3 separate regions of the Homo sapiens genome follow, and all the other regions are linked to region 1. The links are chromatin contacts, found by Hi-C or POLR2A ChIA-PET in ENCODE. All regions are on one chromosome and are shown on one strand. Each heading gives the region's core, a stretch centred on a gene start or an enhancer-like site at or near the end of the contact. The rest is flanking DNA. Distances are from core to core; before and after follow the strand shown.

Evidence for each region. Hi-C counts contacts between places; a loop is a spot of excess contacts on that map. ChIA-PET counts read pairs that join two places held with the same protein, here RNA polymerase II (POLR2A). Pooled maps may share reads with other maps.
Region 2: a loop to region 1 is called in a map of natural killer cell, with 6 times the contacts of the local background. The contact joins two enhancer-like sites. A Hi-C loop is called at or near these places in 1 of 168 maps with a recorded cell type or tissue (natural killer cell) and 6 of 50 pooled maps. POLR2A ChIA-PET finds 5 or more read pairs at or near these places in 1 of 52 experiments (CD8-positive, alpha-beta memory T cell).
Region 3: a loop to region 1 is called in a map of CD4-positive, alpha-beta memory T cell, with 5 times the contacts of the local background. The contact joins two enhancer-like sites. A Hi-C loop is called at or near these places in 3 of 168 maps with a recorded cell type or tissue (CD4-positive, alpha-beta memory T cell, HepG2 and naive thymus-derived CD4-positive, alpha-beta T cell), 1 of 37 single-sample maps with no recorded cell type and 8 of 50 pooled maps. POLR2A ChIA-PET finds 5 or more read pairs at or near these places in 2 of 52 experiments (CD8-positive, alpha-beta memory T cell and activated naive CD4-positive, alpha-beta T cell).

The regions. Positions count from the first base shown.
Region 1 is chr2:181,105,625-181,108,324 of GRCh38, forward strand. No RefSeq gene overlaps it. Among named protein-coding and RNA genes, the nearest start is that of LINC01934, 17 kb to the right of the region's middle. RefSeq lists an enhancer at 1,351-1,852. Within about 2 kb of position 1,372, at least 5 of the 41 ENCODE cell types and tissues checked have a DNase peak (open chromatin) inside an H3K27ac peak, as active enhancers do.
Region 2 is chr2:181,392,238-181,394,937 of GRCh38, forward strand. All of the region lies in intron 4 of LINC01934 (long intergenic non-protein coding RNA 1934), which reads left to right. Among named protein-coding and RNA genes, the nearest start is that of ITGA4, 64 kb to the right of the region's middle. Within about 2 kb of position 1,339, at least 7 of the 41 ENCODE cell types and tissues checked have a DNase peak (open chromatin) inside an H3K27ac peak, as active enhancers do.
Region 3 is chr2:181,429,445-181,432,144 of GRCh38, forward strand. No RefSeq gene overlaps it. Among named protein-coding and RNA genes, the nearest start is that of ITGA4, 27 kb to the right of the region's middle. Within about 2 kb of position 1,392, at least 3 of the 41 ENCODE cell types and tissues checked have a DNase peak (open chromatin) inside an H3K27ac peak, as active enhancers do.

The DNA of each region.
Region 1 (2,700 bases), core at 122-2,621:
AACTTGAAAATCCCTATCTTTCTAAGAAGTAACCTTACAACAAGGTACTTACTGATTTACTTGGATGAGTCAGTTATTTTTGGATAAGTGTTGATGCATATCACCTCATTCTCATAGGGATTGAGGGTTCTACATACCATTTTTATTAGCATTCCCTGGGTTAGAAAATACTGTTGGCATTTTAGCTAAGTTGTCTTACAGGTTTTGATGATAATAGGGCTTTCTTACCATTTAACTTGTAGTCTTCCTAATGAAATTCTATGATTTGGTATCTTTTAACATTAAACTTGAAGACTTCATTTAAGGCATTTGGTGTTTAACTAAAAGCAAAATGGCTTCTTTGTACCTGTTTACACATTAGGAAAAAAAACAAAAAATGAGCACAGACTCCAACTCCATGGAAGAACACTGTTAAAAGAAGCATCTCTTAGATGATGAAAGCATTATAGCACTGTTCCAGTAAATAGCACCAACTGCAGCTGATTCTTTGGTTTTATTAGGAAAGATAGCACATTTTGTGATCTGCAACGTTTAAATCAATTGAACTATAGTGAAATCTCTCCCCTGAAATATCTATTACACAGCTTGCAACCTTTTGTTTAAGAGATTAAGTTTGCATCTCCTCATATTATCTCCTTGTAATTGGAAAACTTTCATTTTGACAGAGAAAATGTGCCAGTATCCCTGTGAGCCTTGCCACAAGCCAATGCAGAATGCCATCTGGAGGATGCATGCCCAAGTCATGCAACAGCCTCCTGTCGGGATGTATCAGGAACTTTGCAACAGAACAACTAATAACATCTTAAGCTCCATTTGTCTAGCTCGCTAGTCCTCTTGGCAGAGGTCATACCAGCAGTGGTTTTGTTGATTTGCTGCATCAAATGTAATTAGGCTAAAGCACTCACTGACAGAGCCTCTGATAATGGCATAAAAGCCTCAGGCTTAAATTTACCCATTGAGTCAAATTTAAGTGGATCAACAAAGACATACTAATTTCATCACTAGAACAGTAAAACAATTATTTTTAAAGGTGCTTATTTGGGACAACAAGATTTTCCTTTCTTTGGATCTCATAATTGTTTTATTTTAATTTTAATTTTAATTTAATTTAATTTATTTTATTTTACTTTTTAGTCGCTGGCTTCCAATGAAGTGGTTGATGTCTCTGACTAGGAAAGACAGTTTCATGTGTACACAAGCCATATATCCCTTCTGAATCTTACTCTCAAGTACCCTGTGGAAAATGATGAGATGTTTTTGTCAGGTTATATCCAAATAACTTTGAACTCTACCAGTTGCATACTCATAAGGGTAGCAGTAACATTATTACTGACCTTTTAACCCTTGCTTACTGGAAAACTCCAGTTGTACCAGTGGCCTCTTTATAAATGAGTCACTTTCAGGCTATGACTAAGATGAAGAAAGCATTACTTAGGGTTAAATTTAGGTCAAGTCTGGGCCCAGAGCACAAGACAGGCTTTAGTTGTTGTTAAGAGCCATAAGAAAACTATGAAAAGCATTTCTGCCTTATGCAGAGAAGAAACAATTCAACAGAAATAAGGTTTAACAGTTTCCTGCATAAATATTGTAAAGCAAGTCAGCAGGGGTCTGTGTTAGAGTGAGAGAGAGCTTGCAGGTGGTCTCAGCAGGAAGGAAGCACTTCCCTGGAATGCCTATATGGATGATCTGGATGAAGCTTTTTAAGAATTAGCAAAGAAATTAAGTATGATGGAATAAACAAGATAATAATAATATGTGAAATGTACTCTTTTAATTCATTTCTAAATTTTCTCTTGTGTTCACTGGTTTTCAAATATACCACCAGCACTAGAACTCCTAAGAAATCACTCTGAAATTTCCAGGGCATGGCAATGATTTCTGAGGATTTTGTACCTCATCGTGGAATTTGACTTAGTTTGAGTTCTAGGTATACTGCTTTTGATGATAGCAATAGGCACACGTGAGAATGAGGTTAAGTAAGTGTTTATTTGAGGATTTAATATTGTACACACTCTAGGAGTAAAGCAATTATCATGCTGTTAATTTCATATTCATGTATGGCTTATTTATTTGCTGTTTACCTCTCTGCATAATGAAAATGCCATGGAAATCTGCTTCTTCTAGCACTCTAATTTTAAATGAAGCTAAATGTTATGTATAATTTCAAGATACAGATTGCTAATTTCATTCTATTTTAAATACTGTATGCATGAGAAGCTTCTATGTTCTTGCAGAATCCATCTTTAACCAGAATCGAAGCATAATTTTCTAAGTAATTATGGAATAGTTAATACATTAAAATATGAATCAGGAGCATCATAGGCATATTTTGAACCATATAGTTTTCTAAACCTATATATATATGTATGTGTGTGTGTGTGTGTGTGTGTGTGTGTGTATTCCCTATCTCAGAGTCAACACCTTAGTTACTTTTCTGACAAATAAAATATAGTCATAACATAATCTCTCTTATTGCTCCTACTGATAAATTATTTGCATCTGGCTTACTTGTAATTTGGTGGCAAAATCAATGTTTGGTGAAATGATTCTGAAAACTTCAGGGGCACTATAGTTTTCATTTATTTACATGATATGCTATTTTTAAAGAACCAGTCATTGCCAGAATTCTACGTTAGTTCATCTTCTGAGAATATAATGGGAAAAAAAAGAAAGAAAGAAGTTCATATCTAATGTACATGG
Region 2 (2,700 bases), core at 89-2,588, 290 kb after region 1:
CTAATTTGTTCAGTAATAGGAAGGGGAATGTAGGAAGAGTGGAAGAACAAAACACCATTTTGCAATTTTTCAGCAGGAACACTGTTTCGTGATATCTGGATTGCAACGAGAGGACTAGAAGTCAAGGGGCTAGAATTATCTGAAGGGTCACTCTCGTATGTCTAGAGTTTAATCCTAGCCATCAGTTGGAGGCCAAACTTCTTCACAAGATGGCTGGGCATCAAGAGCAAATAGACAGAGAGAGAGGGGCTATGTATGTGCACAGTAGATGAAGCTATATTGCGTTTTATTACTTAGACTTCTGCTACATTCTATGAGTAGAAGCAGTTATAAAGGTCACCTAGGTTCAAAGGGAGGGGACATGGATCCCATCTCTCAATGGAGGAGTGTTGATGTCACGTTGTAAGAAAAACATGTGGCATGGGTTATATATTGCTACCATCTTCGCAAAACAATATCTGCTCAAGCCAGTATAAGGGCTTTTAATTTATATCACCAAAGTGAACTTCAGTAATAGTATAAGATTTGATTTATATCTTTCCCTGTCTAATGATAGGAAAAATTGTATTTCACTGTTGTTTCTTTTTATAATTAAATATACCAAACATTGTTTCACAAGTTATTTGCCACTTATATTTTTTCATGATTAAAAAAATTATTTGACATAATCAGTATGCTCCTGTGGGTATTCACCTGCTTAATAACAGTTTATAAAACATCTTCAAATATTACACTAAGGAAACAACAGTTTCTCAGTTTTGTTGAAAATATTTCCCCTGGTGTGCCATTTTATTTTCACTTTGTTTTATTGCATTATTTATTGTTTATAAACTTTTTAATATGGTTCCTATATTATATACCATGCTTATGATGTGTTCCTCATCCCAGGATTATAAAAATAATTTTTACTTGTATGCTAACTTTGTTCTTTATAAATTATATCAAAATAAATTCTATATAAATTAAATATAAGATCTAACATTTTTCAGGCTTTTAACTGTTCAGCTTCATTTGTTGAAGTAATCAAAATAACAACTAGTTTTAAAAATAGTAGTATCCAAAGAAAACAGACATTATCTGTTGAATAAGCTTATACCTCCTCTACCAGTTAGAAATATTAAAATTATATATTGATTCATATATATACTTGAGTCTCTTTCTGGATGCTTTATCATGGATCTCTCCCGTAATTCACTATCACTTTTTTAAATCATTACAGTATAAAAGTACATTTTAATATCTTAAAAGCCCCCCTCTGAACGTGGTTTGTAATTCATGAAGAGCTTTTCAATAATCAGTGCCCAACCTACTTCCTCCCTGATGATCTCATTCAGGCTCATGTCCATAGCAACAACTTCCTATTTATATCTCCAGGCCACATCTCTCCTGTGAGCCTTAAACTCTATTACCCACTGGAAGGTTGAACATGTCTCTGTTTCAACTGGTCAAAACTGAGCCCTTGAATATTTTTCCCAAGTCTCCTCCTCCTCCAGTCTTCTTTATTCAAATAAAGGGCACTATACCAGCTAATCAGATACCAAAATGAAAGTGAAAGTTAACATCATTGTAGCCAATCTTTACATGAGAGTAAAAATGGTTAAATTCTTGTAATAGAAAATTAAAATGGGGCTGGGCACGGTGGCTCACACCTGTAATCCCAGCACTTTGGGAGGCCGAGGCAGGCGGATCACGAGGTCAGGAGATCGAGACCATCCTGGCTAACAGGATGAAACCCCGTCTCTACTAAAAATACAAAAAAATTAGCCAGGTATTGTGGCGGACGCCTGCAGTCCCAGCTACTAGGGCGGCTGAGGTAGGAGAATGGCGTGAACCTGGGCGGCAGAGCTTGCAGCGAGCCGAGATCACGCCACTGCACTCCAGCCTGGGCAACAGAGCGAGGCTCTGTCTCAAAAAAAAAAAACAAAAAAAAAATTAAAGTGGGAAATTTGGCTTTTGGGGAGGCACAGTGTGGTTACATCTGCACTGCATCTATGATGTCAAAATCGGTACCTGGTTTAGCATGTGAACAAGGAGTGCTAAAAAAAAAAAAAAAAAAAAAGTTAAGGACCATTGATCCTGTGGAGCATTTCAAAAATTTATTTTTTTATTTATAGCAGGGGGTATGTGTCTTCAGCCTCTTTCTCAAAGTTATTGTGGTTTCCTGCTAGTTTGGGGGTGTTAACAATGCTATTAAGTCTGCCCATGAGTGTACTATTACACTTCTACATGTCTCATAAACAGCATTTTTTTCTTGAGAATATTTTATGTATTTTCCCATATATTTTTTAAAATCTAAATATGTAGTTGTGATTTCTAAGAAGTAAATGCAAATATTAATAATCATATATTAAAATAAGATTAACTTCTAATTTTTACTATTGTTAGACTGATGGTTTAAAATATAGCAACTTAATAAAATGTAAAATCAATAAAATAATATAAGGTGATTTTCAGAAAAACCTTAGCTGTATGTGGAACAAATTATGTAAAAAACCTTAGCTGTATGTGGAACAAATTATGTAATTGCATCACCACATTGCTCTATACCCAGCAGGAGGACTTATATAGACTGCACCATCTGATCTTCCTTGCACTTTTACTTCCAGTTGGTTTCATTCAATGACAGGGACCAGGTAGATATCAGAGAGCAGAAGTGGAGAGAGACACACAGACAGAGAGACAAACAGATAGATGTGTGTC
Region 3 (2,700 bases), core at 142-2,641, 320 kb after region 1:
ATCTCAGCCTCAATTTTCGTTCTTTTTCTGTCTTGGAAGGGGAAGCTGAGCTCTGCTCTCACCTGAGAATCTGAAGGGAAAAAAGTTACCTTTTTTTACACAAGGGAAAATCCAACATTATAGAATGTAATTGAACAGAAACTAGAATAATCTGTGGACTTCTGCTGGAACTTCTGCCAATTAAAAAAAAAATCTATTCATTTGGATTAAGTCACAACTCTGAGGTAAAATAGTGCCTTTTATCAGACATAATGGTCTGTAAGCTTCTAAAAAATTGACTGACTTAATTAAATGCCTTAGAATGAGCCAAATAGGTAAAACTAAATGCAACAAAATTCAGGATTTAGAAGTCAAGCAAGCCAAAATCATGAAGAAAAGAATCCAAAACCGAGCACACATGCAGGTAGCTTCCTGAGGGTTCTGGCGAATGAGGCGCTACCATGAAAGAAGAGCAGAACATGAAAGTGGGGTAGGAGGGCACCCAAGATGGCTTTAGCCCCTGTATTATTTAGCATAAAAGGCCAAATTGTTATAATGCTATTACGGTAAGTCTTCACAGTGGAGTGGCTTTTAAAATGGCTTTTATTTCTTCCTTACATGTCAATCCAGAGCAAATAGGCAGCCTGCTGTGGTCCATACAGTCATTCTGGGATCAGGTCTTTCCATTTTCTCTCTCCATTATCATCTGGACTGTTGCCCTTAACCCCATGAGGGATGTTTCTAAGGAAATTTTCTTTAAATAGTATTTATTCCAGTTTATGGGAAGAGGAAAGAGCATCAACAAATATACGCCCAATGTTTTAAATCCCAGCATTACCAGAAAAGGGTCCTGATCCAGACCCCAAGAGAGGGTTCTTGGAACTCATGCAAGAGAGATTTTGAAGCAAGTTAAGGAATAAAAGGATGGGTCCTCCATAGGCCGAGCAGCCCCAAGGGCTACTGTTTCTCTATTTTGATGGTCATTTCCAGATTATATGCTAAACAAGGAGTGGATTATTCATGAGTTTTCCAGGAAAGTAGTGGGCAATTCCTCTGAACTGAGGGTTCTTCTCTTTTAGACCATATAGGGTAACTTCCTGACATTGCCATGGCTTTGTAAATTGTCATGGCACTGGTGGGAGTATCTTTTAGCATGCTAATGCATTATAATTAGCATGCAATGAGCAGTGAGGACCACTAGAGGTCCCTTTTATCACCGTCTTGGTTTTGATAGGTTTTGGCTGGCTTCTTTATTGCAATCTGTTTTATCAGCAAGGTCTTTGTGACCTGTATCTTGTGCTAACCTCCTGTCTCATCCTGTGGCTTACAATGCCTAACCTCCTGGGAATGCAGCCCAGTAGGTCTCAGCCTTATTTTACCCAGCCCCTATTCAAGATGGAGTAGCTCTGGTTCGAATGCCTCTGACACTAGGCCTGGAAGAGGTACACATCACTTCCATTTATTTTCCAATGGTGAAAATGAAGTCATGCAGTCATGCTTTTCTGAAAGGATTGACAAGGGGTGGCAGTGCTAGAAAATGTAGTTCCTGGTTTTGTGGTCACATCTTCAGCCCAACCGTATTACTAGAGCAGAAGAGGAGAATGAACTTTGGTGAACAGCCAGCAGTCCCTGCTGCAGCAACTTCTAAGCCTTGTTTAACAGAACAGTTCTGTGTCTGTTGTCCAAATGGAGACTGTGACATATGCAAGATGCAGTGACAATGTATAAAGCATTCTTAAAGGTGCAAATTTTACTGGAACATTTATCATTAGGTCATTGACATAAAGCCTTTTGAAAAATAACCTCTCACATTAATTTTAATCCAATTTTTCTATTAGCTTGGAATGCTTTACATTGCTAATATAAAGCTTCTGGGACTAAGGCCATGGTAAAAATGAATGTCTTTAATCGGTTCCAGATTTTTTAAATCTAACTTCTATTATAAATCTTGCTACTTGAATTTAACATATAGAATAACAGACAAGGTATGATAGACAAGCAATAAGCTTTAAAAACATAACAGAAATTAAGCTGAGTGTCAAAGTCTGATGATATCATCTATACTCAAAATATTCTTGCATATAAAGGAAATTGGTTTGAGTCCTTTACATGTAAAAAAATGCCCAACCCAGACAAAATTGTCTCTTAAATTTATGAATAATCTAGACTTAAATTTTAGTGTCTTAGAAGATGTTTTCTAAGGAAGTTTTCTTTAAATAGAATTTAATGTAAGGAAATATCAGTTTTCGGATAAGTGGAAAACTGTAATTTAAAACCCAATAGTTGGAAGACACCTTAGATTCTAATTTAAAATGTTCATTTCAATCTATGATTTTCTCTAAGAATCAGTACTTTTTTCCTAAATCTTTACAGGTAGCTCTCCCTTATATTGGTAAGAAAAAGTCTCTAATTCCAGCATCTAATGTGGTAGAGTTGCAGATGCCAAAGGTGTCAGCAGAGGGCTCAGATGGGTCTCCAGATAGTATTATTAAGGCACAATTTTCAAATCAAGAATTGCAAATGCATGTTATCACCTGAAACTACTTATTTAATTTTTCTTTAATAATTTTTGTTTTTATTTTAATGACTTTTGAGGTACAGGTGGTTTTTGGTTACATGGATAAATTTTTTAGTGGTAATTTCTGAGATTTTGGAGCACCCATCACTGGAGCAGTGTACGCTATACCCAATAGGTAGTCTTTTATCCCTCACCCCACTCCC